Regions from separate parts of the Mus musculus genome. Here regions 1 and 2 are each linked to region 3. A link is a loop called in an ENCODE intact Hi-C map of the cell type or tissue named here. Cell type or tissue: heart. All regions are shown on one strand. Each heading gives the region's core, and the rest is flanking DNA. Links, peaks and the distances in the headings are about the cores only.

The links. Peaks named below come from ENCODE experiments on the same cell type or tissue, not always from the same donor. Only the 100,000 strongest peaks of a DNase experiment are listed, where the experiment ranks them.
Region 1: a loop joins it to region 3, with 1.9 times the contacts of the local background. A loop is called at or near these places in 1 of 42 quality-filtered maps.
Region 2: it touches region 3 in a loop (2.3-fold over the local background); 1 of 42 quality-filtered maps calls a loop at or near these places.

The regions. Positions count from the first base shown.
Region 1 is chr11:23,126,835-23,137,562 of GRCm38, forward strand. No RefSeq gene overlaps it. Among named protein-coding and RNA genes, the nearest start is that of 1700061J23Rik, 20 kb to the right of the region's middle. In heart, for the core only: no CTCF peak of the experiment used is centred there; no DNase peak of the experiment used is centred there.
Region 2 is chr11:23,266,510-23,277,237 of GRCm38, forward strand. It overlaps Xpo1 (exportin 1), which reads left to right. Exons shown (of 26, transcript NM_001035226.1): 4 at 1,153-1,254; 5 at 4,624-4,696; 6 at 9,918-9,979; 7 at 10,527-10,571. Among named protein-coding and RNA genes, the nearest start is that of Xpo1, 16 kb to the left of the region's middle. In heart, for the core only: a CTCF peak has its summit at 5,722 (motif pointing left); no DNase peak of the experiment used is centred there.
Region 3 is chr11:23,062,949-23,073,676 of GRCm38, forward strand. It overlaps Gm12059 (a long non-coding RNA gene), which reads left to right and starts at 2,116. Exons shown (of 2, transcript XR_872307.2): 1 at 2,116-5,469; 2 at 9,931-10,728. In heart, for the core only: a CTCF peak has its summit at 4,883; a DNase peak (open chromatin) is centred at 4,923; H3K4me3 peaks cover 1,566 bases; H3K27ac peaks cover 1,386 bases.

The DNA of each region.
Region 1 (10,728 bases), core at 1,114-9,113, 64 kb after region 3:
GTATAGAAAGTTTATGATTAATCTCATCAAGGAGCCAGAGTGTAGGTGCAACTTTGTTATGCCAGTACCAGGCTCGTGTGGGAATGACGTTTGTTTGGGCCAACCTGGCCCATGTAGCAGTACTGTCTAAGAACCAAACAGAAAACCCATAAAAGGAACAACAAGGGCTGGAGAGATGGCTCAGCGGTTAAGAGCACTGGCTACTTTTTCAGAGGTCCTGAGTTCAATTCCCAGCAACCGCCTGATGGCTCACAACCATCTGTAATAGGATCTGGTGCCCTCGTCTGGTATGTCTGAAGAGAGCAGTTTTGGTGTACTCATGCATAAAATAAATAAATAACCCTTTAAAAAAGAAAGAGAGAAAGAAAGAAAGAAAGAAAGAAAGAAAGAAGGAAGGAAAGAAGTGGTGGCACATTCCTATAATCCCAGTGCTTAGGGGACTATAAGGTACTAAAGTCACATAGTCTATGTGTAACATTCTATATTAAATATTATAGTAACCAGTGTGGTGACAAGCTAGTCAGCAAAACTTACATGGTGGTTTTTTTTTAAGTTAATTTTTAAAAAAAGATTTATTTATTTATTTTATGTATGTGGATATACTGTTGCTGTCTTCAGACACATCAGAAGGTAGCATCGGATGCCATTACAGATGGTTGTAAGCCACCATGTGGTTGCTGGGAATTGAACTCAGGACCTCTGGAAGAGCAGTCAGTGCTCTTAACCACTGAGCCATCTCTCCAGCCCTCAAATTAAATTTTATTTAAAAGTTTGTCCAAACAAGGAAGCAGGTGTTAGCACTTTTCTCTTTGAAGATGTGTTTGGCTGTTTGAAACTACTGATATCTGTGTCTGATTTTCAGATCAGGTAATACTGGCCTCAAAAATGAGTTGGGAAGTATTTCCTGAGGTATTTGTGAAACTTGGTATTAATCCTTCTTTAAATGTCAGTAGAATTCAGTGGTGAAACCATCTGGCCTACTGTTTTCTAAGAGGGAAGTTCCTTTTTTAAAATCACTAATTCAGTCTACAGTAGTTGCCTGTGTAGTTTTTAAGAGCTTGCCAAGCTATTTTTCAGAGTGAATAATCTACTTTGCGTGCCACCATATGTGATTTGTCTATCAGCATTTGGTCGTGTTGCTAGCTTTTATTTTAGCCGTTCTGATATATAGAAATATCTCACTATAGTTTAAAAACATTTATTTGTCATCATCATCATTGCATGTTTGTTTGTATGCGTGCACATGCAGTTGTACAGCAGCACACATGTGGAGGTCAGAGCTCAGCTTGACGGAACGGGTTCTCTCCTTCCACCACTTAAGCCTGTGGATCAAACTTAGAGGGTCATCAGGCTTGTTGGCAACAGGGGCCTTCACTAGCTGAGCCATGCTCCCCCTCACTCTCTGTAGTTTTAATTTACATTTTTCTAGTTATGGTAAGGCTGACGTCTTTTTAATATTTGCTTTGCGTGTGTGTCCTTTTGGTTTGTCTTTTATTCATATTCTGATTGGGCCTGCTTTTGTGTTGTTGAGTTTTGAGCATTCTAGATACTATTCTCTTATGTAATATGTAGGATATAAATGTTTTCCCCAATCTGTAACTTGTTTTTCTAACTTCAAAACGTTTTCTAGAGCATTATCAGCTTTGATGAAGTACAGGCTCTACATCTTTCCCTTAATAAATCAGCCTTGGAAGTCTTTATCTCACATTCATAGATGTTCAAGACGCTGCATTCACATTTGTGATGCAGTTTGAGTTGTGCACAAGGTCTGAGGTGGGATATCAATGTTTTATCTTTAGATGGCCTCTGGCTCACAAGGCTTGCTCCCCACACAGAACAGCCTTTGCACGCTTGTCAAAATTAAACTGGGAGATGATGGGATGCCTTTGTGGCTAAAGGTTCTTGCCTAAGTTCATTCCCTCAATCCCACAGAAGGAGGAAAGAGCTGACTCCTAAAAGTTGTCCTCTGACCTCCTCATGCATGCCATGACACACATGTCCCCGTTTCTATTTTCCACATACACAAAGTAATAACAAATAAGTAATAAAATAAAAGTGCTCCTATTTTGGGCTCTCTATTCTCTGCTGGTTGTCTTTCCACGCAGTCCACCTGGTACTGATGCTGTAGACAAACAATTCAATGTGAAGTTAGTAGAAGGTGTATGTGTGAAGAGAGGGCTCAGTGGTTAGGAGCACTGGCTGCTCTTCCAGAGGACCAGGTTCAGTTTCCAGCACCCATAAGCATCTATAACTCCAGTTTCAGGGGAGCAAATTCCTTCCTCTGACCTCATGGCCACCAGACACAGATGTAGTGCATAGATAAATGTGTAGGCAAAACACTCATACACATAGAGTAAACCTAAACATTTTAAAAATATTTAATTAGCAAAACTTAGTTCACCCGTTTTATTTTTCTTTACAAAAATTGTTTTCTGGGTTGTGGTGGTACATGCTTTTAATTCCAGCACTGAGAGATAGAGGCTGGAAGATCTCTGAGTTTGAGGCCGACCTGGTCCACAGAGTGAGCTTAGGGCAGCCAGGGTGTACTGGCTAGTTTTGTGTCAACTTGACACAGCTGGAGTCATCACAGAGAAAGGAGCTTCAGTTGAGGAAAAGCCTCCATGAGATCCAGCTGTGGGGCATTTTCTCAATTAGTGATTAAGGGGGAGGTCCCCTTGTGGGTGGGACCATCTCTGGGCTGGTAGTCTTGGTTCTATAAGAGAGCAGGCTGAGCAAGCCAGAGGAAGCAAGCCAGTAAGGAACATCCCTCCATGGCCTCTGCATTAGCTCCTGCTTCCTGACCTGCTTGAGTTCCAGACCTGACTTCCTTTGGTGATGAACAGCACTATGGAAGTGTAAGCCGAATAAACCCTTTCCTCCCCAACTTGCTTCTTGGTCATGATGTTTGTGCAGGAATAGAAACCCCTGACACAGGGTTAGATGAAGAAATCCTAGCTTAAAAAAAAAAAAAAAAGCCAGTAACAAAACACTCCCACCCACCCTACCCACCCTCAGCCAAAAAAGGCATCCACAAAAATTGTTTTTCTATGATAAATCTTTGCATTTTCATACACATTTATTTTTCAGTTTTTGTCACCCATTGAGTCTGTTGCCACCATGCCTCTCTACTGTCCTCTCTGTGTCCCACCTGCACTTAATCTCCCTTGCTCCCTTGACAGTCCTCTACTCTCATGGCATACATACATATGACTATGTCTCTACATGAATTCTGAAAGCCACAAGTGAGAGAAAATACTGAAATTGGTTTAATGTGATTATACCCAGTTATATCCATTGTCCTGTAGACAACATAACGTTATTCTTTATGGGTGTAAAGAAATCCACTGTGTATTGTATTGTCTGTACCTGGTCCTCTGTTGTTGGATACTGTGTATGGAGCTGCAATAAACATGGCTGCACAAGTGTCTCTGTGTTGAGTGGAGTCCTGTGGGTAAATGATTGCAAGGGCTGTAGCTAGATTGTGTGGAAGGTTTATACTAAGGTTTAATTTGAGAAACCTGCATACTAGCTGAATTACTCTGCATTCCTACTGACAGTGTATAGAGGCTCCCTTTTGCCCAGCATTTGCTGTTCATTTTCTTAGTGACTGACATTATGATTTGGTTAGATGGAATCTCAATTTAGTTTTGACTCAGATTTCTTTGATGGCCTGTAAAGTTGAACATTCTTTCATGTCTAATGGTCATTAGTATTTCCATACAAGTTTTACATTTTTATTTTGAGTCAAGGAAGGTCCTGATATGTATCCCAGGCTGGCCTCAAACTTCTGCTTCTGCTAGGACTAAAGGCATGCACATGGCCATTCCATATAAATTTTTAAATAATCCTAACAACCTACAAAATATTATTGTTGGGGGATACTGGAGAGATGGCTCAGTGGTTAAGAGCACTGGCTTCTCTCCCACAAGACTCACATTTGATTCCCAGCACCCATGTTTCTGCAAATAACCATCTATAACTCCAGTTCCAGGGAGTTCCAGGTGACCTCTCCTGGCCTCCTCAAGCACCAGGCACACAAGTGACACAAAGATATATGCAGGCAAAACACTCATACAACATAAAATAACTTTAAAATAGTATTCTTGGGATTTTGGTAGGACTTAATATTAAACTTTTATATCAACTTGGAGAAGTAACAATTTAATTTTGTTTGATGCTTCATTCGTTTTTAGAGATTTATCTGTATTATTTCATGTGTGGCTGTGTGTGTCTTCAGGTGGGTAGGTGCTCATGTGTGCAGAGGCTTTGGGGCTGGAGTTATAGATGGTTGTGAGCTACCTGATGTGGATGCTAGGAACCAAACTTGGGTCCTCTGAAAGAGCAGCAAGTGCTCTTTCCACTGAGACATCTCTCAAGCACATTTGGAGTGCCTGTGTGTTTTGAGATGGGATCTTACTATGTAGCCTGGCTTGGATTGATTGTGTAGACCAGGTTGGCCTCAACTCTCAGCAATCTCCCTGCTTCTGCTGTGATTGCAAGCATACACTACCATGGACAGCAACACTTTTACTTTACTGAGACTTCCAGCCCATAGTAACCACAGTGTCTCCCCCTTATCAGTTGATTTATGAGTTTGTTTTACATCCTGTAAGTGATACCACCCAATTCCTTAGTTGAAGCCTTGTGTTCTGGCTTCACCTCATCGCACATCACATCCCAACTCATCCCAGGAGGCCAGTTTGTTCAACTCAAACCAATGAAGTATTTAATTTTACTTCCTAACTGAGTATTTCTGAATGAGTAGTTTCTCTCTGATCATAGTAACATTCTCCCTGCCTCCCTTTGTTCTTTCTACAGATTATTCTTTAAATAGCAGGTAAAAGGACCCTTTTAAAGTTTTACATCAACCCTGTCACCTGTTCCTGCTTTCAATCTTGCAGTGGGTTCCCAGTTCCTTTATTGTACATAGAAGATCCCTGTGACCAGTTTCCTGCTCTCTTAGCCCAGCCAGCCTCCTACAACTAATGTGCCACCATGGACAGCAACCCTTTCTCTTCATTGATACTGTCAACCCATAATAAACACATCTCTCTACTTGTAAGGTCTTCTTGATTTCTTTCAGTAGCATTTTGACTTCTTAGCATGAATATCATTTACACCAGACCAGGCTGTTTAAAACAAAAGAGTTCAGGGGCCCAGAGAGATGGCTCAGCAGTTAAGAGCACGTGATGCTCTTCCAAGTTTGACTACCCGAGTTTGACTTCCAGTACCCACATGGCAGCTCACAACCTTCTATAACTCCAGTTTTAGGGAATCCAACACTGTCTTCTGGCCTCCATAGACTTCTGCATGCATGCACACAAAATAAAAGGCAAATTACTTTCTCACAGTGCTGGTGGGTAGAGAAGCTAAGACCATGGCATTGACAGATGCAGGGTTTGGTGAGAGCCTGATTCATAGATTCATGGAGTGAACATTCTCAGTGCATCTCACATAGCAAAGGACAGGAGATATTTCCTGGGTCTCTCTTCCTGTTCTTTGTTTGTTTGGTTTGCTGTGCTGGGAATTGAACTCAGGTTCTTGAATGTGCTAGACAAGCACTCCATGCACTCCACCACGAAGCCACATCCCAGCTCATTACAAGCCATTGCAAAGTTATTTTGTTTACTTTGTTTGTTTGTGTGTGTATCTAGATAGATAGGTAGATAGATACATACATACATACATACATACATACATACACACATGCATACCTGGAATATATATGAAGATCAGAGGACACATGTAGAAGTCAGTTCTCTCCTTCCACCATGTGAGTTCCAGAGGCTTGTCAGCAAGCTCCTATACCCTTTACCACTGAACTGTCTTGCCAGTTGAATCATTGTTATAGGACACTGAAGCCCATTCATACTAAAGCCTCCATCCTTCACACACACACACACACACACACACAGAGAGAGAGAGAGAGAGATTATTCAAGCATAAAGGAAGAAGTGAGAATGTGGAAGAAAAGTCGTCCACTGGATGCCTGCCACCTGAGAATCAGAGCGGCCTGGTGAGATCTGCAGACTGCCTAGAAGTAGTAGGGAATGCACCTATGGTCACATTGCAATACATATTTTTGTGGAATTAAAAATTAAGTCTTGGGGGAATGTTCAGTTGAAAATTGTGTGATAGATATTAAGACAATATTGGGTGATAGTTATGGCTATTGTTTGAGGTGAACTTCACTCACGTTTTTCTAAGCAGTTCTGATCCTTACTAAGGATTATGAAAGCAAGCTTAACCTTATTTAGCCAGAGTGAAGGACCTCTGTTTTCTGATCCCTCTTTCTTATGAGTATAGCATACCTTAGACCTAATTTCTATACAGATAGATGGTTTAAAGTTCCTTTTGCTGAAGATTTGATAACTTAAATTATTTATAACTTTCTTATAACCATTTCTGTTCAGAAGTATTATGTTACATGCCTAAAATTCCAACTACTCAGGAAGCTGAGGCAGGAGGATCATAAATTTAAGGCCAACATCATCAATAAAAAGCATCCCTCATAATAAAGCAGAAAAGGGCTAGAGATCTGGACAAGACGCAGGAGGAGAACCACAAGTTTAACACAAGTGTGGTCTGCACAGTGAGGGGACAAGGGACAGGTAAAAGAAAAAGGAGGAGATGAGGAAGATGGCAGAAAAAGGAGAGGAGAGCAGGCAGGGGCAGGGGGACTAGATAGAGTGCTTGCCTAGCAAGCTTAAGGCTCTACATTTAGTCAATACCAAATACACACACACACACACACACACACACACACACACACACACACCACGCTAAAGTCAATGACTGATCAGAAAAAACACAGATCATAGAACTGGCTTGCTTGCTCTGGTTTGCTCAGCCTGCTCTCTTATAGAACCCAAGACTACCAGCCCAGAGGTGGCACCACCCACAAGGGGACCTCCCCGCTTGATCACAAATTGAGAAAATGCCTTATAGCTGGATCTCGTGGAGGCATTTCCCCAACTGAAGCTCCTTTCTCTGTGATAACTCCAGCTGTGTCAAGTTGACACAAAACTAGCCAGTACAATTGACCCCTTGTCAACTTGACACACAAACACATTACTGGTAAGCCTCAACCCTTACTTTCTTATTCATCCCCAAGATCTAAATAACTTTAAAAGTCCCACAGTCTTTACATATTAAAAGTTCAATCCCTTTAAAATATCCAGTATCTTTTAAAATACAAAGTACTTTAAAATTCAAAGTCTCTTAACTGTGGGCTTCACTACAAAAACTTCCTTCAAGAGGGAAAAATATCAGGGCACAGTAACAATCAAAAGCAAAAATCAATCTCCAACCATCCAATGTCTGGGATCCAACTCACAATCTTCTGAGCTCCTCCAAGAGCTTGGGTCACTTCTCCAGCCATGCCCTTTTTAGCACACATGTTGTCTTCTAGGCTCCAGCTGCCTGTACTCCACTGCTGCTGCTGTTCTTGGTAGTCATCTCATGGTACTGGCATCTCCAAAATGCTGCTGTCTTTCACTGTAACTTGGCTTTAACAGTAGCCTCTTATCAGCTCTCTTCATTGTGCTAAGCCTCAAATCCTTTACATGACCCCTTCAGTCCTGGGCCATCAATTGCAACTGAGACTGCACCTTCACCAATGACCTTCCATGGCCTCTCACAGTGCAGAGCCTCAGCTGCTCTGTGTGACCCCTTCATGCCTTCAAAACCAGTACCACCTGGGTGACTCTTAAACATTACCAAGTCCCACTGTAGCACAAGGTACATCCTTGGCTATCTCTGAAACACAGCCTCTGTGCTCTCAAAAAACACTTCCCAGAAGATGTCACCTCAGCGATGCTGGTCTCTTCTTAATCACCACTAATTTCTTAGCTCCAGCTAACCAGCATCAATAGTCCTAGTAGTGCCAAGTTTTTGCTTTAGTAGTTCTGGTATCTTGTTAATCACAGCTGATTCTTCAGCCCCGGCTAACCAGAACTACAGAATCTTCACAATCCAAAATAGCAATGGTCCTGAAAAGAGTCTTTAATTTTCCCTCTGAAATTTCCAAGCCACGCCTCCATTTTCTGCACTGTTCTCAATATTATCTTCCAAGCTCCTACACAACATCTAACAGAGCTCTTAACACCAAATGGATCTTCTAGCCCAAAGTTCCAAAGTTCTTCCACAGTCCTCCCCAAAACATGGTCAGGTTGTCACAGGAATACCCCACTATGCTGGTCCAACAAAACCAGACCTAGCCTCATTTTAGTGCATTCAAGGACTGCAGTGATCCCGTTAGTCAGCAAAACCTCTCCTTATACAAGGAACTTAGACTCTCCCAGCCTCGTCCTCCCCTAACCTCCACAGTCTGTTACTGACCCAGTCCTTTTGAATTTCCTAGCCATTAGGTGGGATACTACCTAACTATAACTTTGTTAACTTAAACCAGACAGCCCTCTAGTCCAGGCTTTTCTTTTTCTTTTCTCTTAAAAAACAATATATGTGTACAGGTGTTTTGCCTGCATGTATATCTATGTGCTATGGCATGCCTCATGCCCAAGGAGGCCAAATATGGTATTGAACCCCTGGGGATGGAGTTAGAGTTGGTTGTGAGCCACCATGTTCATGCTGGGACTTGAACTAGGGTGCCCTCAAAGAGCAGCCAGTGCTCTCAATCAATGAACCATTTCTCCAGCCCCCAGGTTTTTGTTTATAAATAGTTTTTTTTTTAGTATATGTGTGTTATGTAAAACAAATATATATATGCATATGTATGTATGTATGTATGTATGTATGTATGTATGAGAGGGGGCTCACACTATATGTCTTAGCACCGAATTTGAACTTTCTGTGCAGCCCAGTTGGGCTTTAAATCTGTGTTGCTCCTGACTCTACCTTCTTGGTGCTTGGTTTACAAGACTATGCCACAATGTCCAGCCTTAAATTAATTCAGACTATTCTGGTTGTCTTCTATAGCTTTGGTAGTTTGTATCTATCTTTTCAGGAATCTTATCTGATTTACTGACGTCATTTCCTCCTCATTCCTTATCACACAACCAAACCAATATTCCTGCCTGCTTAGTCTTGTCCTATTAACCCTTCAGCTTAATCTCTACCTCCTAAAATGTATCCAATACCTCTGGGTCCAAACTCTTCTTCAGAGTTCTCTAGGGAACACATGAACAAACAGATATGATAAGGTCTGGACTCTCCTCAAGCTCTTTGTCTAGTGTAATATTTCCTGAAGTGTGTTCTTCAGCACAGAAGTCCTCCTTCAAAATACAAAGTAACTAGGTTCTATACCAGGTGTGGGCAGCACCAAGCTGTCAGAGAGTGGGGATTGTATTGACCTGAGGCTCCCTCTTACACTGAGAAAATTGGGAAATCCCTGCCTATTGGCCCCTGACAGGTAGGCAGGGCCACTGTCAGGACAATGTTAGGCACTTTTCCTTTTGGGGAGGTCTAGGTGAGAGTTCTGCATTATTGGTTTATTTTGTTAGGTAAGCTCAGGGGCCTGAGAGCAAGGGTTGTAGCTCAGTGATAGAACACTTAGCATTTTCTGAGGCACCTACTTTAACCCCCAGCACTATGAAAAAAGTTCATGGGCTGGTTTTTCTGCTATGGATCTCCTCCCCTCCCCTCTTCATCTCACCTCTTTGTGCTCACTTTGTCCTGGAACTCACTGTATAGCTGAGAATGACCTTGAACTTTCACTGATCTTCCTACCTGTACCTTCCAAGTGTTGGGATTACAACTATGTACCACTGCTCTTTGTTTTATGTGGTGCTGGGGATCAAACCCAGTGTTTCCTGCCTGCCAGCTCTGCTGAGAGGGCTTTAATACAGCCCTGTACCCACTGACTCACAGTCTACCTTGCAAAGCATGCATGAGTACTTCTTTACCTGCAGAATTATTGATCTGTTCATGGCCCATGTAGTATCTACCTGACAAACAAGATACTGATTCACTCAACCTCTGAATCCACAGAGGCAGCCTTTGCTTTGTAAAATGGAGCCACTCAGGGTAAGTGTCCTAGTTAGAATTACTATGGCTGTGATGAACAAAAGCAAGTTGGGAAGGAAAGGGTTTACACATCCTCAAAGCATGTCAGGCCAGTAAGGAAACAGGGTAGGAACTTGCTGGCAGGAGCTGATGCAGAGGTCATGAAGGGTCTTGCTCCATCTGCTTTCTTACAGAACCTAGGACCATCAAACCCCATTGTGGGATGGTACCACTCACAGTGGACAGGGCCCTCCCCCATCAATTACTAATTAAGTAAATGTCCTATGGGGTTGTATACAGTCCAATCTTATGGAAACATTTTCTCAGTTATGGCTACCTCCTTTCCAATGACTCTAGCTTACCTCTAGTTGACATAAAACTAGCCAGCTCGGTAAGATAAAGCTTGAAAATCAGTTTCACACAGCTTAGAGCAGGACACAGCCTACTCACCAGGATGTGCATCATTTCTTCCAAGGTAGTGCCTAATTCTCATTGACAGGTATATTTCTCTAAACTGTTCTGATATAGAAGAGTCAAGCCCGGTATTTACCCATTTCCAAAGTATGTGGTCACAGAACCTAGAAAAGGCAAAGGCATATCTGTTCCATGAAACACACTTCAGAAAACAAAACAGTACGCTAAGTAATATGCATACCCAGAGGAGTACAGCACAAATTACAGTTCCATAGCTAGCCTCTGAGTAGGAAGCACTGGGAATGAGGAAGGGGAAGAAGGCAGGAAGTATAAGGAATATCTTTCAGGCAA
Region 2 (10,728 bases), core at 1,520-9,519, 200 kb after region 3:
AAAGAAGATCTGAGTTTGTTTCCAAGCATCCACTTCAGGCAGAGCACAAACATCCGTGACTCTGACACCTGGTGAAATCCATGCCTGCACTCAACACCACCCCCAACATGGTCTTTTTTAGTGAGTTAGCCAAAAGAAAAAAAAGAGTGGATTTGTTTTTTAATATTTTGTATTATATTAAATATTTTTACCCCTTTGCTAAGCAACAGAAATGCTTTTACCTTTATGTAATAGCATTGGGCAGTATAAAAATTTTTTATTCCTTTATTTTATTTTTTTTTTAATTTTTTTTTTATTTTGGTTTTTTGAGACAGGGTTTTTCTGTGTAACCCTGGCTGTCTTGGAACTCACTTTGTAGACCAGGCTTTCCTAAACTCAAAAATCTGCCTGCCTTTGCCTCCCAAGTGCTGGGATTAAAGGCGTGAGTCACCACGCCCCGCTCTACTTTATTTTTTGTTCCTATTTTGTTGTTTAAGCCCCTTTGAGACTGTAAGGTGAGAAGAGTGAGATATATAGAACAAACAGAGTAAAGCAGGAACTGGACCAATAGCAAAGGACACCACGCTAGTTGGAGATTGTTGTGTTTTTGAAGTATGATGCCTTGCACTTGAAATGCTCTGATCCATCTGACCTTCTGTGACTCAGGCCTGCAGGCAAAGATTGAATGAGAGTAGCAGTTGGACCAAGTAAGACTTACTAGGAAAAGATTCATTATTTTATGCTGTTTTAATACAAGTTCTCACAGCAGTCATTTCTCAGGGAGGACATTAAGATAAGACACTTCACAGCTTTGGATGTATTGGTAGTCGTTTGTAATCCTAGAACGCAGAAGCCAGAGGCTTGTACTTTCCAAGCAACTGAGTTCTTTCAAATTCCAGTGCCTTTTACAAGCATGATATATGTTGAGTGTATTTCTAATAGAGTGGTATAGATGCAGATGCCCTTAGGCCAGAAGAGGATGGTAATCGATCCCCCTGGAGCTGCAATTACAGGCAGTTGTGAATACTGGTAACTGGTACATTTCTCACATGTTTCTAGAAAGTGAAGTATCACTTCACTGTGTTGTTAGGGTGTGCATTATTCTCTGTACTTTACGTTATAATGAATTCTAAAGAACACACTAACTTAAATTGTTTTGGTGTAACATTCTAGCAAAGAATGGCTCAAGAAGTACTGACACATTTAAAGGAGCATCCTGATGCTTGGACACGGGTCGACACAATATTGGAGTTTTCGCAGAACATGAACACGAAAGTAAGCAAGTGGTGGTTTAAAAATCATTATTCTTTTCTTCCAGTCGTAAACTTTGAGGAAGGTATCTCATTTTTAGTATTAGCAGTTGTTACCAAATCATTTTATATTGCTAACTTATTTCAGAATTTCTCTAAAGCTTAGAATTCTTGCAAATAGTCCTAAGAATTATGAAGTTTTTATAACTGGGACTAGAGTGCAAGGTGTTTTTTTTCTTTTGGGGGGTGGCTGGGTATTTTTCCATCGTAGAACATGTGTAGAGTAAGTTGTAAAAGTTATTCAGAGATGAGATAATAACATTATTTTGGGCAATTAATACAATATAGGTTAGGCACCACCAACACCCAGTAGTCTGGACAGCTTAAAATCCTACTCCGTGGTACCAGTATTTTCAATGAGACAGCACTCAGTTCTTATTTGCACTTGAAAATGTTATAACTCAGGGCTCTTTGTTTTTATTTTTTTAATTTTTTTGGCTTGAGTTTGAACAGAAGGGTTGATCAAAATGTGTTTTGACTGTTTATTGCTTGGTGATTCACGCTTCTCTTTAAACGCCTTAAAGTAATAAGATGCCATGGCACTCTGTTTAATACACAAAGGGTTTCTACTTGATATATATTGTGTTAAAACAGAAAAATCGCCATGTGCACATCTGTTTATGAGACCAGAGTGTGTTAGTTAACAGTTTTGAAATATTAATTAGTTTTGACATCTTGTAAATTTTAAGGCAAAAATACAGCCCAGAACTTCCTCAAAGTGCTAACATTAAGTAACATAACAGTGTTTGCCTGTTTGCTTGCCTGGTAAATTTTGCTTTTTATACTGACAGACATTACTAATGTTTAAGTTGATTTATCAACAGTATTTTTAAAAACTCAAATTTGTCTTGTGAAAAATGAGATGATTAGAGGAACAGAAAGAAAGCAACAGGTAAAGAATTCTTCAATTTACATAAATTACAAATGATTTGGTGCTAAATTTATGCACTATGACATTTGGCTTTTATGCAATCATTTTTTTTTCTTTAAAGATGTTAACACTACCTGATATTAATCATAATGTTCCATTATGTTGATTGCTTGTAATAGGAAGAAAAGGGGTGTCTTCCTGTGCAACTGACACAGCTAGGCTTTGACGGCAGGCCTCCACAAGGTCTACCCTTTTGATTCCCTTTAACTGAATTCTGTTCATCAATTGTTTTTGTTTCATGGGTGGTGGGTGGGGAAGGGGGAGCTCAATGCATAAATACGTATTTCTAAGGGCTCAGATTTCTGCCATAGGGATCATTTCATGCATTTGTTTTTCATGTAGTCTTTGCTGTTATCTGTCCCTCATCTTCATAGCTCAGCAGTGGATTATTCAAGTTTTGGGATTTAAAGAAGTAGGGTTTTTTTTTTGTTGTTGTTTGGTTGTGTGTGTGTGTGTGTGAGAGTGTATGTGTGTGTGTGTGTGAGTGAGAGAGAGAGAGAGAGAGAGAGAGAGAGAGAGAGAGATTTGGTTATGTTCTATCATTTATGAAAAAGAAAATTATTTTCCCAAAGGAACAAGGATTCTTTCCAAATTTCTTATCCAGAGCCGTTAGGATGTTAGGACTTAGAGTGTGGTGATGGGAACACCTTTGATCATGTGTAGGATCCTTTTATTGGGCTCCAATCCTCAAATTAAAATCATGTGTTCAGTAAGCAGATTCTACTTTTGAAAGTGTTGTAGGTAGTAAATTAATATTATATAACATTACATTAATTGTTATTAATAAGTGAATGAATAAATATAGTAATTATTGAGAGGCAATAATAAGATTAAGTAAAATAAATACCATAAGAGGCTTTTTGTTGTTGGCTTTTTTTTTTTTTTTAAGTCTGTTGTATTTATGGTGTTTGTTTCTTGGTGCTCCATGGGTCTTTTTAGTTGGTTATTAGCAAGAGAACATATTCTGTAACAGTTAGGTTTCTGCTTTTTTTTTTTCTTTTGAATCTTTAGGTAGTGTGATTTGTGCTTGAAAAAAATTTATAGAATAGTAAGTTGTATGCTTAGAGAAACTTTTATCTTTTATATGCTTCTGAGCACCAGTTCTGCAGAGCTCCTGACCAGGATAGTGAGCTTCACTACTACTGCTGATTATGAAATACTGCAGTGACATTATTTCTTAATTTCAGATTTTGTTTTGGCCTCATTCTTATTTTAGACGACTTTAAGGAATGTTCCGCAAATATAGTTTGAGTAGAGATTGCAAAAGAAAATTATTTTTGTAAAGTATGGAATATTAAAATGAAAGAAAACAGCAAAAACATTTAAGCACAATGTAGTTTGGGACAGTCTATATTGTGCTGTGGCTAATATGAGCATTTATATGATCCCTTTGGTTGAAATACTAATGCTCTATTTTATTGTGTAAATGACTAACAACTTTAAAGATGAACTCTTATTCTCAGCCAACACTTGCAATCTGAGGCTATGTGTGTGTGAGAGAGTTTACCTTTCAGGTATTACAGCTGGTTTTTGGAATACCAAAACTACATTTTGGTTCCTTTTCTTTCTCCTGCCTATCCACACTAATTGGTCATAGTAATAATTTTAGGTAGTAAATCCCGGAGCATTATAAATTCTTACATGTTGCTGACTGTTTAGAGTGCATAAGCAGTGGGAGGGATAAAATGGATTGAAAGTGGTATCTGTTATTTAACTTTTTCACAAATGTAATTACAGCTTCCATGTCTGTAAGGAATACCTGAAAGGTAGATACAGATTGCAACATGCATTTGTATTTTGACTGTGCACAAAAGTTTATCTTTAAATTAGTAGAAATAGAAACTGCATAAGGGTGGGGCTAAAATTGAAAATAAACCCATGGGTTTGTCTTGCTGCTCCTTTAAGTAACACACCAGTTATGTTTAAACCCTCTATATAGAATGTATCTCTGACAGACAGTACTTGATATTTGGCTGAAAACTTGTAACTCCTAGAGGGTGGTAGGAAGCTTGATAGCATCCAAGCTTCTAATTTGTTAGGAGCCTGGTTGTGTTAATGTGTGAGCCCATGAGCAGTCACTTACACTATGAATTCCTATTTCCCTCTACAGACAAATAAGCCCATTTGGCTGCTAAAAGGGCTTTTTATTTGGTTCTTCCTCCTGGTGTGAGCATGTATAAACAGCAGGACGTTACATAGAGCAGTGAACAGTAAATGAGGAAAATGCATGAACTCTCAGCTTAGGGGTGAATAGATCCTTGTTTAATACATGTAATTAAATTTGATAGCATAATGTTTTTGAAATGTTAGCTATAAATGTGTGAGTGTCTGTCCATTTGTGAATCCTGAAAGGTCCTAGTCCTATGCCAAGAAATTCACATAGTTCTGTTCTCCAATTTTCAGTACTATGGACTACAGATTTTGGAAAATGTGATCAAAACAAGGTGGAAGATCCTTCCAAGGAACCAGTGTGAAGGTAGGAAGCACCTTCAGGGCAAACAGCGAAGGCTTTGGCTCCTGATGCTTTTACTACAGCTGAGTTGATTAATGTTGTATGGCAGGATCTATTTGTATTGTCCTGCAAGCTATCTTTTAGAGGAAAGAGGCAACCTCCACTTTAGTTAAATCTTGTACAAAAGAAAATAGTTACCTCTGAATGGAGGCAGTATGATTGAAAAGGCAAGTCCTGGGCTACACAAGATCCAACTCAATTTTTAAAAAGAGGGTCAGTATAGTATAATGGCTTAGTTGGTAAGACACCTGTTTTTCTCAGACCCCTACATTGTTACCATTCAGGACACAGCACAAACACCACACACACACACCCTGCTCCTTAAACACATGCACATAATAAAGAGCAAAGCTGTTAATGTGGCTTAGTGAATAGAGGTATACTTTTTTTTTTCTTTTCCCTGAGACAGGGTTTTTCTATGTATCCCTGGCTGTCCTGGAACTCACTCTGTAGACCAGGCTGGCCTTGAACTCAGAACTGCCTCTGCCTCCCAATTGCTGGGATTAAAGGCGCGTGCCACCACTGCCAGGCTGGCTCTCGTTCTCTCTCTCTCTCTCTCTCTCTCTCTCTCTCATATTCCTTTTGAGGGAGGGTAGGCAGAGTCAGTTTGTCCATCCTTCTCCATCTGTGTCCCTTCATCTGTGAGGGACAGAAGGAGGTGACAGATCTTTTGGTGCTGGAGTTACTGGTAATGACATTAATTAAGCTGGGGTGGTAGCACAGGCTTTTAATCCCAGCACTTCAGAGACAGAGGCAGACAGATCTGAGTTAGAAACTAGCCTGTTCTACAGAGTGAGTTTCAGTACATCCAGGGCCACAAGGAGAAACTGTGTCTCAAAAACAAACAAACAAACAAACAAACAAACAAACAGCAAACAAAAAACCCCAAAAAAAAAAAAAAAACCTAAAGGTGGCTGGAGAGATTTAAGAGCATTGAATTCCCTGCCAGTACCTGGTGGCTCATAACCATCTACAAAGAGATCTGGTGCCCTCTTGTGGTTTGCAGGTATAACATTTTATACGTAATAAATCTTTTTTTTTTTTTAAACAAAGGGAACAAATAAGTAATGACAAAGTGTGTGATGGGAACTGGGCACAGGTTCTCTGGAAGAGCAGGAAGTGCCTTTGCATCATCTTTCCAGCCCTGTTCCTGTTTAATGAAAGTTTTGTTTATTTTTTATTGGGATGGTATCCTATTATAGTCAGGTTGTTTTATAGGTAAGGGTGACTTCAGCACCTCCACCTGAGGACTAGGAGGACAGATCTGAGCCTCCACCGCTTTGAGAGTACTGATCAAACCCAAGACTTCAAACATAGTATACAAGCATTCTACCACCTTAGCCTGGTCTACATAAAACATGCACATATAACAGCTCGTTGTACATTTGGCCAGCTTGGTCAACAAAAGAAAAGGGTGGGGATTAAATCTGGGCTGAACCTTGCTTTGGAATAACCTTTAAAACCCATGGGATACCAGATATTCTACTGGTTTTAACCTGGCATTCATAATAAAGTTAGTAACTTCAAAGAAGCTAACCTATTTGATTGTAATTCTGCATACCTGGAATCCTAGGCAGTGTGGAGGCCAAGGGAGAAAATTGCCATCTTTGTTATATAGCAAGTACCAGGTCTCACAGACCTAACACTCTGGAAGCTCAGATCTGTATTGAAGTCCTGAGCAGCTTCTCTCTTCAGACTTCTGATATGGTCTGGGATCCAGTGTTTCCCCAGGACTAGTATCTCCACCCTTCCTGTACAGGTGCATCTGTTTTTGTTTGTTTGCTATCTTTTTCTTTTATAGACAGTGTTTCCTGGTGCCATCCTAGCTGTCCTACACCTTACTGTGTAGACCAGGTGGCCTAAAATTCAGATACCCACCTGTCCCTGCCTCTCAAGTGCTGGGGCTAGATAAAGGTGTGTACCACTAGGCCAGACTAAGACATATTCAAGGGACAGACTCTTGTACTAGTTATTTCTGTGTGCTACACCTTTCACTGACCTGCAGGAAGTCATCTTTGCACGTCTATGTACACCTTACTTGATTTCTGCCAGAAAGTCTCAAACCATTATAACCACATTCATTAGTTCAGTGTACACATAGGTAGTCCCAGCACATTGAGGGCTGTATAAGTGGGATTGGTTCTGAAATGGCAATTTTACTGTAAAGATATGCTTATATTTATATGTTATATGTGTGTGTCCTTGAAAGGGCACAGGATTCCCCCGGCTCTTAAGTTAGACCTTGTGAATCTGTGCTAGGAACCAAACTTGAGTCCTCTGCAAGATCAACAAGCACTGCTGCTCCCATCTCTCCTAACTGTAAAAAGCCATCTTAATGAGAAAGAAGTAATGTGCAATAGGGGTAAAAAGAACTTTGTTGCAATGTTACCATTTTGTTCTGAAATGCTGTAATGGCCATTTAGCCGTAAGCCAGAAATTAACATCTATATGTTTTATAGTTTTTAGTGTAGGGTTTTATTTGTTGTTGATTGAGAAACTATAGCCCAAAGAGATGAAGAACTCACTTTGTGTAACCCTGGCTGGCAGGTGTAAGTCATCACACTTGGCTGAAGTTTAAGTTTGTCTTGTGTCCCATACACATTTGTTTTCCTGGAACTTGTGCAGTAGACCAGCCTGGCCTCAATTTCAGGGGTCAATCTGCCTCCCCAGTGCTGCAACTGTCTCTTAGGAAGTTTTAAGTTTTAAAAAGAAATATTTCAGCTGGGCGGTGGTGGCAGTTCCCAAAAACCATCGGACTCAGAATAGGTCAATCTCTGGAGTATGAGGCCATTGCCAGGTCAGAGTTGGTTACTTAGTAAGATCCTGTTTCCAAAACCTGTGCCTAACCTGAGCGCGCAACTCTTTTTTTTTTTTTTTTTTTCTTCACAGATTTATTTATTTATTATATGTAAGTACACTGTAGCTGTCTTCAGAAACTCCAGAAGAGGGAGTCAGATCTCTTTACGGATGGTTGTGAGCCACCATGTGGTTTATGGGATTTAAACTCAGGACCTTCAGTAGAGTAGTCAGGTGCTCTTACCGGCTGAGCCATCTCACCAGCCCGAGCACCTGACTCTTAACAGCGGAGATTCTGGGGTGTGTGCACCACATAGATGTTAGATGTGTGCATACAAGTGAAGGCCTAGGCAATAACATCTATCCCCAAAATGGACAGAAACTACACCTGTGTTGTATTTCCAATGCTTTCTATTATTTATTTTTATTTGTCTTGGTTTTTTTTTCCCCTGTTTTCTTTTTTTAAGATTTATTTATCTATTTTATGTATATGAGTACACAATTGCTCTCTTCAGACTCACCAGAAGATCGGATCCCATTATAGATGGTTGTGAGCCACCATGTGGTTGCTGGGAATTTTACTTAGGACCTCTGGTATAGAAGCTGGTGCGCTTAACCACTGAGCCATCTCCAGTCTTGGTTTTGTTTTTTTCAAGATAGTTTCACTGCATAGTTGTGGCTGGCCTCAAACTCACAGACATAAGCTTGCCTCTGCCTCCTGAGCTCTCACTCCAGCTGCCAGCCAGGACTATACATTGAGATCCAGCTTTACATTTAAAAAGTAAAAATAAAAGTTCAAGTCAATACTAACACAGGGCTAATGATCAGTCTAAATTAAGACCCTGTTTCAAAGATGAGAGGAAGATGAAAAAGATGAAAAGAAGTAAGCCTGAGTATTGGGAAAACAGATATGGGAAGATCAACTCTAAATTCAAGACCTGTGTAGTATACAGTGTTTCAGGCTAGTTACTTTCTTAAAAATAGCTTTGGAGGGTGAGGCCTTCAGGATCATCCTTAGATATATAGGAGTTTTATTTAGGCCAGTCCAGCTACAGGAAATAAGAAATACTGTTGTTCTATTATTAGGCAGAGGGCAAATGATTACTTAATTTAAAAAAAAAAAAGAAAGAAACAGAAACTATCAGTAAAAGCTAAAGCAGTAAGTGATCCTTTGAAGAAAATGTACCTACAGATGTATGGATTTTCTTTGTAAAAAATAGAGGACAGTTGCAAAGAAAAAAATTCTGAATTGGAGATGTCTTAGCAATTATGACGAGCCCTTGCTGCTCTTTCATGCCTACAGAGTCCTGGGTTCAGTTTGAAGCACCCAAGTTAGATAGCTTTTGACACCATTACCTGTTCATCTTTTGATCAGTGGGCTTTCACACACAGGTGACAAACCAGACAAATGAGTGGCAAAGTTTAAAAGGTAGCTGTACAGTGGTGGGTACATCTTTACTCTCAGCACTCAGGAGGCAGAAACAGGCAGAGGTCAGTTCAAGGACAGCCTCTTTTTTTTTTTTTTTTTTTAAAGAAAGAAAAAAGATAAAATTCAGAAGATTAAAAATAGGTAATTTAGGCAGGCTTTCATGGTCCTATACTCCTAGAACTTTGGAGTCAGGACCAAGAGTTGAAGTGTGCCTGGTGGCTTCAGTATTTAGCCAGGCTGGCCATAGCTTCAGGCAATTGTCATGCTTTAGCTTTAGGACCAGGCAGATATATCTGTTTCATCAAAGAATGCCTGGCACTTGGTATACGTTGACTATAAAATTGATGTGACAGAGGGAGATGGATGGCTACTTCATGGCTACATAGGTCTTGATTGCTCTAAGCTTAAAGTCAAAAGCATGGAAGAGAACATCGTTAACATTTTTTTGAAGTGTTTACTCAAACCTAGGGAGTTTTGTGTGTTAGGCAACTGCTTTACTATTGAATATTGAACTATATCCAAAGTCCTAATTGGCATTCTTTGCAGTTGCCAGCACTGGTGAAGGAATTGGAGTTTGAAACTGTCTCTGCTCTCTACCAGGTCCTGAATGTTTGTAGCATAGAGTAAAAGTATGTCTCTTTCTTGGGTTGTTTTGTTTGTTTTGGTTGTTTTTTTGTTTTTTTTGTTTTTTTTTTTTGGTTTTTCGAGACAGGGTTTCTCTGTGTAGTCCTGGCTGTCCTGGGACTCACTTTGTAGAAATCCACCTGCCTCTGCCTCTGCCTCCCAAGTGCTGGAATTAAAGGTGTGTACCACCACGCCCTGCAAAGTGTGTCTTTCTTGAATTAAGAGTCACATTCTAATTCCAGGGTGTTCTAACTCCTTAGTGCTGGAATTAGATTCATAAAATTCCTTGCCTAATTTAATTTTTTTGTTAATTTTTTATGCATTATATTTTTATAGGAATAAAAAAATATGTTGTTGGTCTCATTATCAAGACATCCTCTGACCCAACTTGTGTAGAGGTAAGGAAAATGTTAGATTTTAAGTTTTATTTTATTTCATTTCAGTGTTTGTTTTGTGTACACGTGCAGGTGAGTGTGTGTACCATGGGTGTGGAGATCAGAAGACAACTTGAGTCATTTCTCCCCTTCTCTCCTACTAAGCTTGTGGGTCTGAAGATTGAATTCATATTTACTCTGAAAACCATCTCAGATGCCCCAGAGATTTAATGGTTTTATAAAATTAAATTTATTTATTTTAATAATATTCTGTGTGCGTGTTTGTAAACACTTGAGTGCTATTTGAGGTTACAGGGCAATTTTTGGGAGTTGGTTCTACCATTACAGATGTAGAGACTTGAACTCAGGTTGTCAGAGTTGTTGGCAGTTGACTTTGCATGCTCAGCTACCTCCCTGGTTCCCAGAGAATGTATTAAAGAAAGGAAAATAATTTAAATGTTAGTCTGTTTTTAATAGTCCCAGGAGCATGTATATTTCTAATAGACATTAACTATTTTCTATGCTTATGTTTGTATTGAATTCTAATCTGACCCCTTTTCACCCTCCCTAGAAAGAAAAGGTGTATATTGGGAAATTGAATATGATTCTTGTTCAGGTAAGCTTCATATTAGCCATCTTCATCAGAAAAATTAAATGATTAGTACTTGGATCTTTTCTTATCCTATAGATGAATATATTTTTACAATTACTTTTATTTTTATTATGTGTAGATGTGTTTGTCTGCCAGTGAGTATATGCATGCAAGTGAAGGT
Region 3 (10,728 bases), core at 1,450-9,449:
TAATCTCCACCTGTCTTGGGAGGTAGGGTCTGTTCAAAATTGCCTCACTGATGACTGAATACCAAACCAGAAAGTTATTTTTTTCCTACTAGATACATCTATAAAGAACATGTATTAGGCATTGTAAGATTAACAATAATAAAATACAGCAAGTTCAACTCTATATCGCCCTACAAAAGGTATGTGAATATGATTTCTCCTCTGCAAGTGCTAACCAGGCCCAACCTGCCTTAGATTCTGAGACCAGACAAGATCAGTGCATTCGGAGTAGTATAGCCATAATCTGGTCTCTAAACAATAATGTACTGCATTGTACTCAGCTTTCTGGTGACGTGAGGTGACACAAGGTCAATGTGAAGAGATCAAATGAGGTGAATGACTAAGCATTTGTCAGGAACTGTGGCAACCGATTTGTAGTTCAAGGTGACAGCAAAACTAGCACAGATCCATTTCCTTCTTCACAATTTGTTTTCCGACCTAGACTGGAACTTGCTATATAAGGAAGGGTGGCCTTGAACTCTCCGTGCTCCTGCCTCCACTTGACAAGCACTGTGATGTCGCATGAGCCACCATGACTAGTTTTCTTTAAAATTTCTGTTAAGAATTTGTAGATCTTAGTTACTTTAGCACTCGGCATTTTTTCCTCTCCTTATGGGGTCAGTTCAAGGAAGCACTTCATGACTTCTCTTTGGCATATTCAAATTGTCAGAATCACTACTCACAAATGCTCCGGCCACTGCTAAACATGAGCACTGTGACACCCTGACAGTTCATCTGATAACCAAGACTGGGGCAAACCTAAGAAGCCCTCATTTCACTTGCTCTCAGTGGGCTTTAAGTCAGATGTGAGGCACACAGCACACTCATGTCATTCCAGCACTCAGGAGGCAGAGCCAAGGGGACTGCAAGTTTCAGGATACATAGTGAATCCTTGTCTCAAAAAAAAAAAAAAATCACTAATTTTAAGATGGCAAACATTGTAGCTTCAGTAATTGGAAGCTGGGAGGTAGGCAAATGGCCTAGTTGAGTAACACAGCTAACTGACTAAGGGAGAGCAGCATCTGTATCGTGGAATTGCTGCATTAAGGGATGAGTCACAGCCTGTGAAGGATGGGGCAGAAGGCAGGAGACTGTCACTGATGTGTTTATGAAAAGATAAAGAAAGAGGAGATATGTTCTACGGGGTGTAAGTGAAGTGTGGGGGAAGGGGATGTCTCAGCAGGCCCATGCCAAGGCATCCCTTCCCCCTGAGAAACCAGCCAAACAACGGTATAGTATAGAATAGAGTTTATTCAGGGCATGGGGAGGGGAGTTAAGAGGGTAGTAGAGGCAGAGAAAGGCAGAGAAAGAGAGTAGAGAAGTAGAGGCCAGGCATGAACACATGGAGAGACCAGGAAGGTAAAGGGGAAGGGAAGAGCCCAAGAGGGCAAGAGAGCAAAGAGGGGGCAAGCAGCCCCTTTTATAGTGGGTCAGGCCTACCTGGCTGTTGCCAGGTTACCGTGGGGAGGAGCATACCCAGCTGTTGCTAGGTAACTGTGGGTTGGAGCTTAGACTGAATGCTAATAGTCAGCCGGGTGTGGTGGCCACACACCTTTAATCCCAGCACTTGGGAGGCAGAGGAGGGTGGATTTCTGAGTTCGAGGCCAGCATGGTCTACAAAGTGAATTCCAGGACAGCCAGGGCTACACAGAGAAACCCTGACTCAAAAAAAAAAAAAAAAAAAAAAAAAAAAGGAATACTAATAGTCATGCTATGCAGAATGATGCATAATTTACAACTTATGAATCACTTATTTCTGGAACTTTCAAATTAACACTTCAGAGTGCTGGTGAGTGTGGGAAATGAAGCCACAGACAGTGAAGTGTAGATGAGAGCGACTATTGCAGCCTAGAGAACATCTCCTCCTTCCAGAAAAGGGCAGAGTCACTCTGGAAGCAATTTAGAGATCTTTAGGCTGCTGCTGCTTCTATGAGGGACAAGGAGGCTTTCCTCTGGTTTCTAGAAGGCAGGGCCTACAGAGAGAGGTGAGGCCTATGTAGAGGCCTGCATAAACTGATTATGTAGGCAGTTTACTACTTTGAAGACAGTAAGAATGGATGAATTCGGGAGCCAGGCCATTTTGTTAGAATAGTAAAAATGTCACCTTGAGGTATGAAATCAGAGGCCCTTTTATAGAGAGGCTCTTCTCTAGCTGAGGTTACTGAGTGCTGCTAAGAACAGTCAATAGGAGAAAGTCAGTACTCACCAGTCAGTATAGACTTTCCTTTGATCAGGTTTTGTTTAAAAACCCAGGCCCTCTCATTTAACTTCCCCACCAAATACATACCTTCTTTCTCACAGAACTGGGGTGACTTGAACCAGTTCTAGCCAGACTGTACAGACTTCTAATCAGCTCCCTGATCTTCTCTCAGTCCCCTCCCACTGAGGTGGTAGCTCCACTCTGTGAGCCTTTCTGCAGTTGCTTTACCCCCACTTCCCTCTGAAGTCCTGGGAAATCAACATGTGGCCTTGCACATGGAGATTTTATTTTGATATAGGATCTAAGTTGCCCAACTGGTCTTGAGTTTGTCATCCCTTTGCCTCAACCCCCAGGACAGTTTGGGAACACAGGCCAATACCACCATACCTCAATGCTTTACTCTGACAGCCCTCTTCCGCTCCACTTAGATCCTGTCTTTTTTTTTTTTCCAGTAAGACTGCATTAACACTGTTGTCTTCGGGCTTGATAGCTTTTGTATTTCCTCAATTTAAACAGTGTTCACAGAAAACAAACCTATTTAAGTGTTCTTGCGTTGAACCAAAATCCCCTTTGAGGTGTGTTTGTTTTTTAAATTGAGAATTTGAGCTGGTGAGATGGCTCAGCAAGTGTTTGCCACCAAGCTTCACAAAATGGCCAGAGTCCAATCTCCAGAATACACATGGTGGAAGGACAGAACCAACTTCTGAAAGCTGTCCTCTGATGTACACACAAATATATGTGCATAAACACGAATGTTACACAACTATTTTAAAAATCAATGATATAACTATAGACTATTTAATGTGAAAAAAATGTTCATAATATATTTTCCCCCAAAATCTTTGGTTTTCCTGATTGAAATGAAAAAATATATTTTAGGGCTTTGTTTTGTTTTTTGCAAAAAGTAACAAACATATGGTCATTTGATGGTAATCCAACTCATAAGCAAGTAATCCCCTCAGAATCCTGACCTCCAAACAGGCTGGCTTCTGCTTCTCTATCAAATGTACTGTTTACTGACTCCATAATCATTACCATGAGGGAGAACACATGTTAGCACTACGATATTAACAGGCATTAACTCTGGGCAGAGGAATTCATGGCTTCTCTTTTTCCAGTGTGTTCTCATGTTTCTGTGTGTATGCAGGGGTGGGTGACAGAGGACAAATTTCAGGAGATGCTGCTCTCATTCCACCATGTGGAACCTGGAGCCTGAACTGAGGTAGTCAGGCTCACTGCCATGCCCTCTTCCCACCAGCAACCTCACACACCACTTTCTAACATTTCTAACTAAACACACTAGTTTAATTTTCGAACAATTTTAGGAAAAAACTCATAATCGAAAAAAATAACTGTGTGTGTGAGAGCACATGCCTGTAACTGCCCTGGAACTAGTCTCACAGCGGTTGTGAGCTGCCCTTCATGGATGCTGGGCATCAAAGTGGCTCTCTGTAAGAGCAAGAAATACTCCTAACCACTGAATCATCTTCCCACCCACAAAAAAATCCTCATAATTAGAAATTTAAGGTCTCATACTTAAAATACACATTAGTTAGTCCAACTTGATTTTGCGAATTTTCATTTAAAAAACCCTCAAGATGTAGTTAAAGGTCCTGATGTTTACAAGTAAAACCTCTTAAAATTCTGTTCTTGCTAATGGGTAAATATCATTTAAGTATAATGTTTCTATCAGTTACATAATTTATGTTAAGCCAGGCAAGGATATATGCCATAATTAATAAACGGGCATCCTTCTGATTTTTTTCCTTTGCCCATTATTTAACTGGTTGGTTTGAAAATGTCTGACTTGGTAGTCCTATGTGGCTTCCAGGCCTTCCAAAGTTTTTCGCCCCCCAAACTTCATGATTCTTGTCTGCTCTGTGAAATTATATATAGTTTTATGTCAAACTTACCACTCAATCCCTATGGAGTTTTTTAGTCAAGACAATGCATTTACATTGCTTTACTTCAATTTTTTTCTGCTAGGGACTAAACACTGAGCCTGTAAACATGACTATAGACAACTGTCACTTAGCTGACTCTCCTGAGCTGCAGACTACACCTTACATTCTACATTCACAGTCCATGTTCCCAAACTTCAGCCAGGCGTGGCGGCACAAGGCGGGAATTCTGCTCTGAGAAGCCGAGAAAACTAAGCTCCAGGCCAACCTGGGTTACAGAGTAAACCCAGTTTCTAAAACAAATCTCCTATCAGCTCTTCTACTCAAATGTCCTGCTAATGCCTCAAAACCAAAATCCATTCGTTTCAACACACATCATTCCAAATTGGTTATCAACCTTCATCCCAAACAGGTTTGTTCTATTTGGTTTTCCAATAGAGTGATTGGCCGAGGTGTCTCCATACTCAGCGTCTGGGTCTGGAGGATGGCCGTTTTGTCCCGATGCTCCTCACTCTTCCTCAAGGGCTAGCCTGAGCCTTCTTTCTGCAGAACCTGGCCTCGTCTCCCTCCACCTCCCATCCTAGGGCTCTGAGGAAAGCCTCGCTTGCCCCTGGGTCCTACCAACCAGGAGCACGAACGCGCCTTGCGAACTCGCGTCAGCACTGCCCTAGACCTTCAGTCAGGGTACAGATCACCTCGCCCACTAGCGCTGAGCGCACCGGGCTGGACCGCCTCTGCACACGCGCACAGCGGCAGGGCCGCTCTAGGCACGCAGCGCGGTCCTGTCTCGTTGGTACCGGCGCTGACGGCGCCCGCCCTGTACGCTGGAGCGGGAGGCTGTCCTGCGTGCTGTTCCCACGCTCTTCTCCACACCTCCGCAATAAAGGCGCGGGCGGCGCGCACTCCAGCGGGAAGAGGGATCGCACTTCCTCAGAAGGCTAGAGGTCCCTCCCTCAGCCGTCACGGCTCCCCCCCATCCCCCGTGGCCCTTAATCCCCTGGTGCGGGGGCTTGTTTCTAAGGCGCTGAGCCCTTCACCTTTCCGGAGCCCGGCATGGTGCTGGCAACGCCTCTCTCATCGCCTCGTTTTAAAAATAATGCGTTAAAAAAATTCAGTTTGCTATGCGAACAGCATTCCAACAGTACACAATTATATCCGAAATAGTTAAGCAATAAAAGAAAAAAAAAATGACGGGCGTTGTTGAGGCAGGAGGATTACTGCGAATTCTACTCCACCTTGGGCTACATACCGAGATTGTGTCAAAAACCACGGAGTGGGGGAAATTAAGTGAAGTAATCGTCTACGTTGGGAACCAAAGGTATAGTCAAGGTCAGCTTGAGACATGCCTGGGCTACCTAAGGTGGCTCTGCCCACCAGAGTGGGACACAAAACCCACAAGGATGAGGGTATTGTCATACTGCTATGTAAATGTAGAGTTTTCAAATATGCACAAAGGGGTTTTTGGTACCTGTTTTTCCAGGTCTTAGATACATTTTAAGTGGTCGTATGGCTATTCTAGTTGTTTAAAGAACCCATAGTTACTGGGCTTTTAAGGTATTTACAATTTTTCATTTCTACAAGCAGTGATAGATTGCTAGATCAAAGGGAATGCCCATTTGTAAGATTCTGAACCTTAACAGAGGCTTCCTAGAAGTGTTCTTATTAAAATGCATTTTCCCAGTAAGTATTAGAATGCTGCGTGACAGCATGAATCATTCTGTTACTAGTCAGCCTTTTGTCAGACTCTTGTATGAATTTGCATTTTGTTACCTAGGTATAAAACTGAATACTTTCCATATACTTACTGGTTCTTTATGAATTCCTTGCTTATAAGTTGTTTTCTTTATATTCGAGGTATTAACATTTTTAAAACTTACAGTGCTTTTGTATATTAGCAATATTAACTTTTATTTAAAGATTGCAAAAATCGTTTGGCTATTAAAGCCAGTAAGGTTTAGTTTGTGAAAGGTTTTAACTTTGTGGTAGGCATACCTAATCAAGCTTCCGTCCCTCTCCAACTCCCTGCTTACCTGATTGCATTTCCGTATACACTTGCAGGGTTTTTATTGTACATGTGCACATATGTCGTTTACTTCATTTGAAGTTTACTTAAAAGGAGTAGTCTTGCACGCGCTCGACTGGCCAGGAAGAACTGGTGCTGCTTTTATAGGCCTAGGAGGGGCGTGTCTCACACCCGGATTGGTTATGCACTAAGCCTCATTTGCATGTTCCTCATCTGATTGGCTACTCTCTCTCAGTACCTTACAGAACCTCATTATCATACCTCATTTGCATGTCTCACATCTGATTGGTTATACTCTCCGTACCTTACAGAACCTCATTATCATGCCTGGGCCAGGCAGTGTCTTTGCAAAAAACTTTACTGCATATGTACACATTGGTTGTTTGTCCAATCTTATGCGTGGTGGCCAGCAGTAGTCAGTGCCACTCTGCAACGGCACATGTGGCTTCCCACAGAGTAGGAGTTTTCAAAAAGCTTCTCTTTTTTTTTTTTTCTTCCAAGACAGGGTTTCTCTGTGTAGCCCTGGCTGTCCTGGAACTCACTTTGTAGACCAGGCTGGCCTCAAACTCAGAAATCCACTTGCCTCTGCCTCCCGAGTGCTGGGATTAAAGGCGTGCGCCACCATGCCGGGCCATAAAAAGCTTTTTTAAAAAAGGGCTGGTGAGATGGCTTGGCTGGTAAAGGCCCTTGCTTTGAAGCCTCGGGTCCTGAGTTGGATCCTTAGAACCCACATAGTGGAAGGAGAGAACCAACTCTGACAAGTTGTGATATGCATCTCTTTCCACATAGTAAAATAATGTAATAAAATGTAAAAGGGAAAAGAGGGGCTGGAGATGTAGTTCAGTGATAAAGTATGTTGCCTAGAATCTTCCAGATCCTAGATACGATGCTCAGTTATGGCAGAGGCAGGCAGATCTCTTGAGTTTGAGGCCAGCCTGATCTACAGAGTGAGTTCCAGAACAGCCAGGGATACACAGAGATACACAGAGAAACCCTGTCTCAGAGAGAGAGAGAGAGAGAGACAGACAGACAGACAGACAGACAGAAAAGAAAATGCTGCTTTTACAAAACCCTAACTTTCCAAATGTGCCTTTCCGTTTATTCCATTGATTTGCTACTGAACAGTAATACTGTTTCAGTGAATCTTTAAAAAATTGTTTTATTCTGAATTTGTATATATTATTGTGTGAGTGTATGTGCAAGTGTGTGTGTGCATGCACGTGCATGAGAGAATATGTTTAAGTGTGTGTATGTTTGTATGTGTGTGTATGTATGTATGTGTGTCAGTGTGTATGTATGCGCATGTGTGTATGCATATATGTGTGTCAGTGTGCATGTGCATGTGTATGTATATATGTATGTGTGTCATTAGTATGTGTGCGCACATGTGTGTGTATTAGAGGAAAGTGTCATGGAACTGCTTCATTCCTCCACCTTTACATGGGATCCAGGAATTGAACTCGGGTTGTCAGATTTTGTACTAAGTGCTTTTATCTGCTGAACCATTTTCTTGGCCATCAAATTTTAAAAATATATTTATTATTATTTGTGTGTGGATGATGAGAAGGCACGTGTGCCATGAGATGCATGTGGAAGTCAGGGGACAACTCTGTGGACTTGCCTCTCCCCTTTTACTTTTCGTGTGTGGGACACTCGGTGTGAGCATCCCTGCAAATGCTATGGCAGGCAGAGCAGTAACGGGAGTGACGTCCGTGTGAGGCAAGAAAGACATCTGCTTCAGCTCCACTCAGTAGCTGCTGTCCGTTCACACCTCTAAAGTCTGATCTTGGGCAGTTTATTCTAGGCACATTTAAGTACAGTACAGCTTTGGAAAAAGTTTCCTGGTAACAGTTAACCAAATCCCATGTGCATGTTAAAGCTCAAGGCATGACTACATTGAAACCCTTTTGTAAAGTCCATATGACATCTTCCATGAAGATGGGGTCTATTGACTGGGAAACAGTGCTCAAACTAGAGGTCTCTGGAGTAAGAGTCTGGGATGAACATAATAGTCAGTGGGATTCAGGTGTGGCCTGGCCCCACAGGTCACACAGATCACCAAGCTATTTACTACTTCCATTCCTAGCCTTCTGGGCAGAACAGGTTATATATCTCTTCTCTTGAATAGATAACCCTTCGAGTTTAACATTCCTACCTTTCCTAGTGCTTTATCTGTGAGCACAAGGACCCCATTTCCTCTACAACTTAGGTCAATAGGCTTGTGGGTCAAGTGCTTTTTTCTGGTTGAACAATCTCACTGGCTCTGTTTAATGCACCTTTAGTTTTTAAAGTTTCAGTAGTGCGAATCCCTGATAACAGTCTTTAATTATTATTATTATTTATATATTTATTTTTATTTATTTATTTATTTATTGTTTTTTTTTTTTTTGAGACAGGGTTTCTCTGTGTAGCCCTGGCTGTCCTGGAACTCACTTTGTAGACCAGGCTAGCCTCGAACTCAGAAATCCGCCTGCCTCTGCCTCCCAAGTGCTGGGATTAAAGGCGTGCGCCATCACGACCGGTTGATAACAGTCTTAAGAACTAGATAGGTGTAATGGTGCATGCCTTTAAGCACTTGGGAAGCAAGTTCAAGACCAGCCAGAGCTACCTAGTGAGACCCAAGACTTACGATTTTGGTTGGAATTTGTATTAGTTTTCTTATTGTTTGTGATGACTAGGCAACTTTGGGGAAGAAAGCTTATTTCAGATTATACTTGAGGAATACAGTCTGCCATGCAGGTAAGAGGATGAGGGGACGGCAGGAGGCGTGTGAGGCAGCTGATCACATGTGTCTGCGGGAGAAGCAGAGAGATCAGTTCTGGTGTTCAACTTACTTTTTATTCAGTCTGGGCCTCCTTTGATGCAATGGTGCCCCCATATTTCAGGTAGATTTCCTTCAGTTAACTCAATCTAGAGAATTCCTCACTGACTGACTTACCTAGAGGCTTGTCTCCTAGGTTATTCCAAATTCTTGCAAGTTGACAGCTAGTATTAACCTTCGCAACTTCAACCCTAGTCATTTTGACAGCCACACATCATTTTTATGTCATAGGACTTTTCAACCCCTTGTGGCTCTGGCTCATGGCCATCTCCTAATGCTAAAGACATTCAGTCCCACTTTGCATTCCACAAGGTGGAACCCTTCATGGCTGCCCTCAGGACACCCTTCCTGCTCCAGGTTCCTTCCTTCCTTCCTTCCTTCCTTCCTTCCTTCCTTCCTTCCTCCCTCCCTCCCTCCCTCCCTCCCTCCCTCCCTCCCTTTCTTCTTTTCTTTTCTTTCTTTTTGAATAATTTATTTTATTTTATGTGCACTGGTGTTTTGCCTGCATGTGTGTCTGTATCTGGTTGTCAGAAGTCCTGTAGCTGGAATTATAGATGGTGGTGTCATGTGGGTGCTGGGAATTCAACCCAGGTCTTCTGGAAGAGCAGCCAGGGCTCTTAGTGAGCCGTCTCTCCAGCCCTCTGGGTTTCTTTTTAATCGCACTAATCTGTTTAACAACTGCTTTGAGACATACTATGTTTGTAACTTTAAAGTTGCTCTCACTTGCTCCCGATTTTGCTCTCTCTACTAAGGATCCGAAGAGCAGTGAACAGCACACACAGCATGAATGCTGCCTTGTTTTGAAAGTTCTTCCATCAGAAACATTAGGATTTGGACTTTGTGTTGCTCAAGTTCTCAGGATGTGGGCTGGATGTAGTCTCTGTGCTTAGAACCTCATGAGCTAGGTCTCCACTGAGGCATTGCTCTTGGCATTGTTGTTTTTCAGATTCCAAGAAAATGCCCCAATGTGTGCTGCTTCTAGGATCCTAGAGATCCAAAGACTCCTGCATCCTTCCACAAACCTTTTACATCACCTGAGATCTACATAACTGTGTTTATGACAGCAACAGCTCCACTTCTAAGTACCAACTTGTCAGAACACGAAAGAATGGAGTCGTATGAAGATATTAGTGCTTGTGAGGAAACGCCAAGAAAACGCGAGCCTTGTGATCTCAGTTCCTTCAAACATGGCGCCATTCTTAGAATGTGCGTTCATGCTTCTCCCAGATGTAGCCCGTAGAGTGGGTTCGCTTCAGATTACTCATTAAACTGCCTATTGTTATTTGCTTATATGCCTTTATGGAAAACATGTTTTTGCCATGTGCAATTTGTCCTTGTGATTGCACACTTTACCATGTGACTCCTCTGAACACTCAGAGTATAAATTGAATGGTTCTCTGAAGAAAGCTGGCTATTGGATGAGACTTTAGTGTGCCTCATTTATCAGCTGCACTCTCTCAGGTCCCATCACCTCCGGGGCAGCGACACCAGCTTTCTGTCTAGTTACTTGCTTTATTGCCATGAAAAGAGAGCCAAAGCAACAGAAGGAGTAAAGGATTTCCTGTGCTTTCTGTTTTACTGAAAGTTCACCATGGGGGTGAAGCCATGGCAGCAGAGCAGGAGTGTACTGCATCTGTGTGCAAGGAGCAGAGAGAGATGAAGGCTCACCATGGAGGTGAAGGCAGTGGGGCAGGAGGAGCACTGCATCTGTGTGCAGGGAGCAGAGAGAGATGAAGGCTCACCA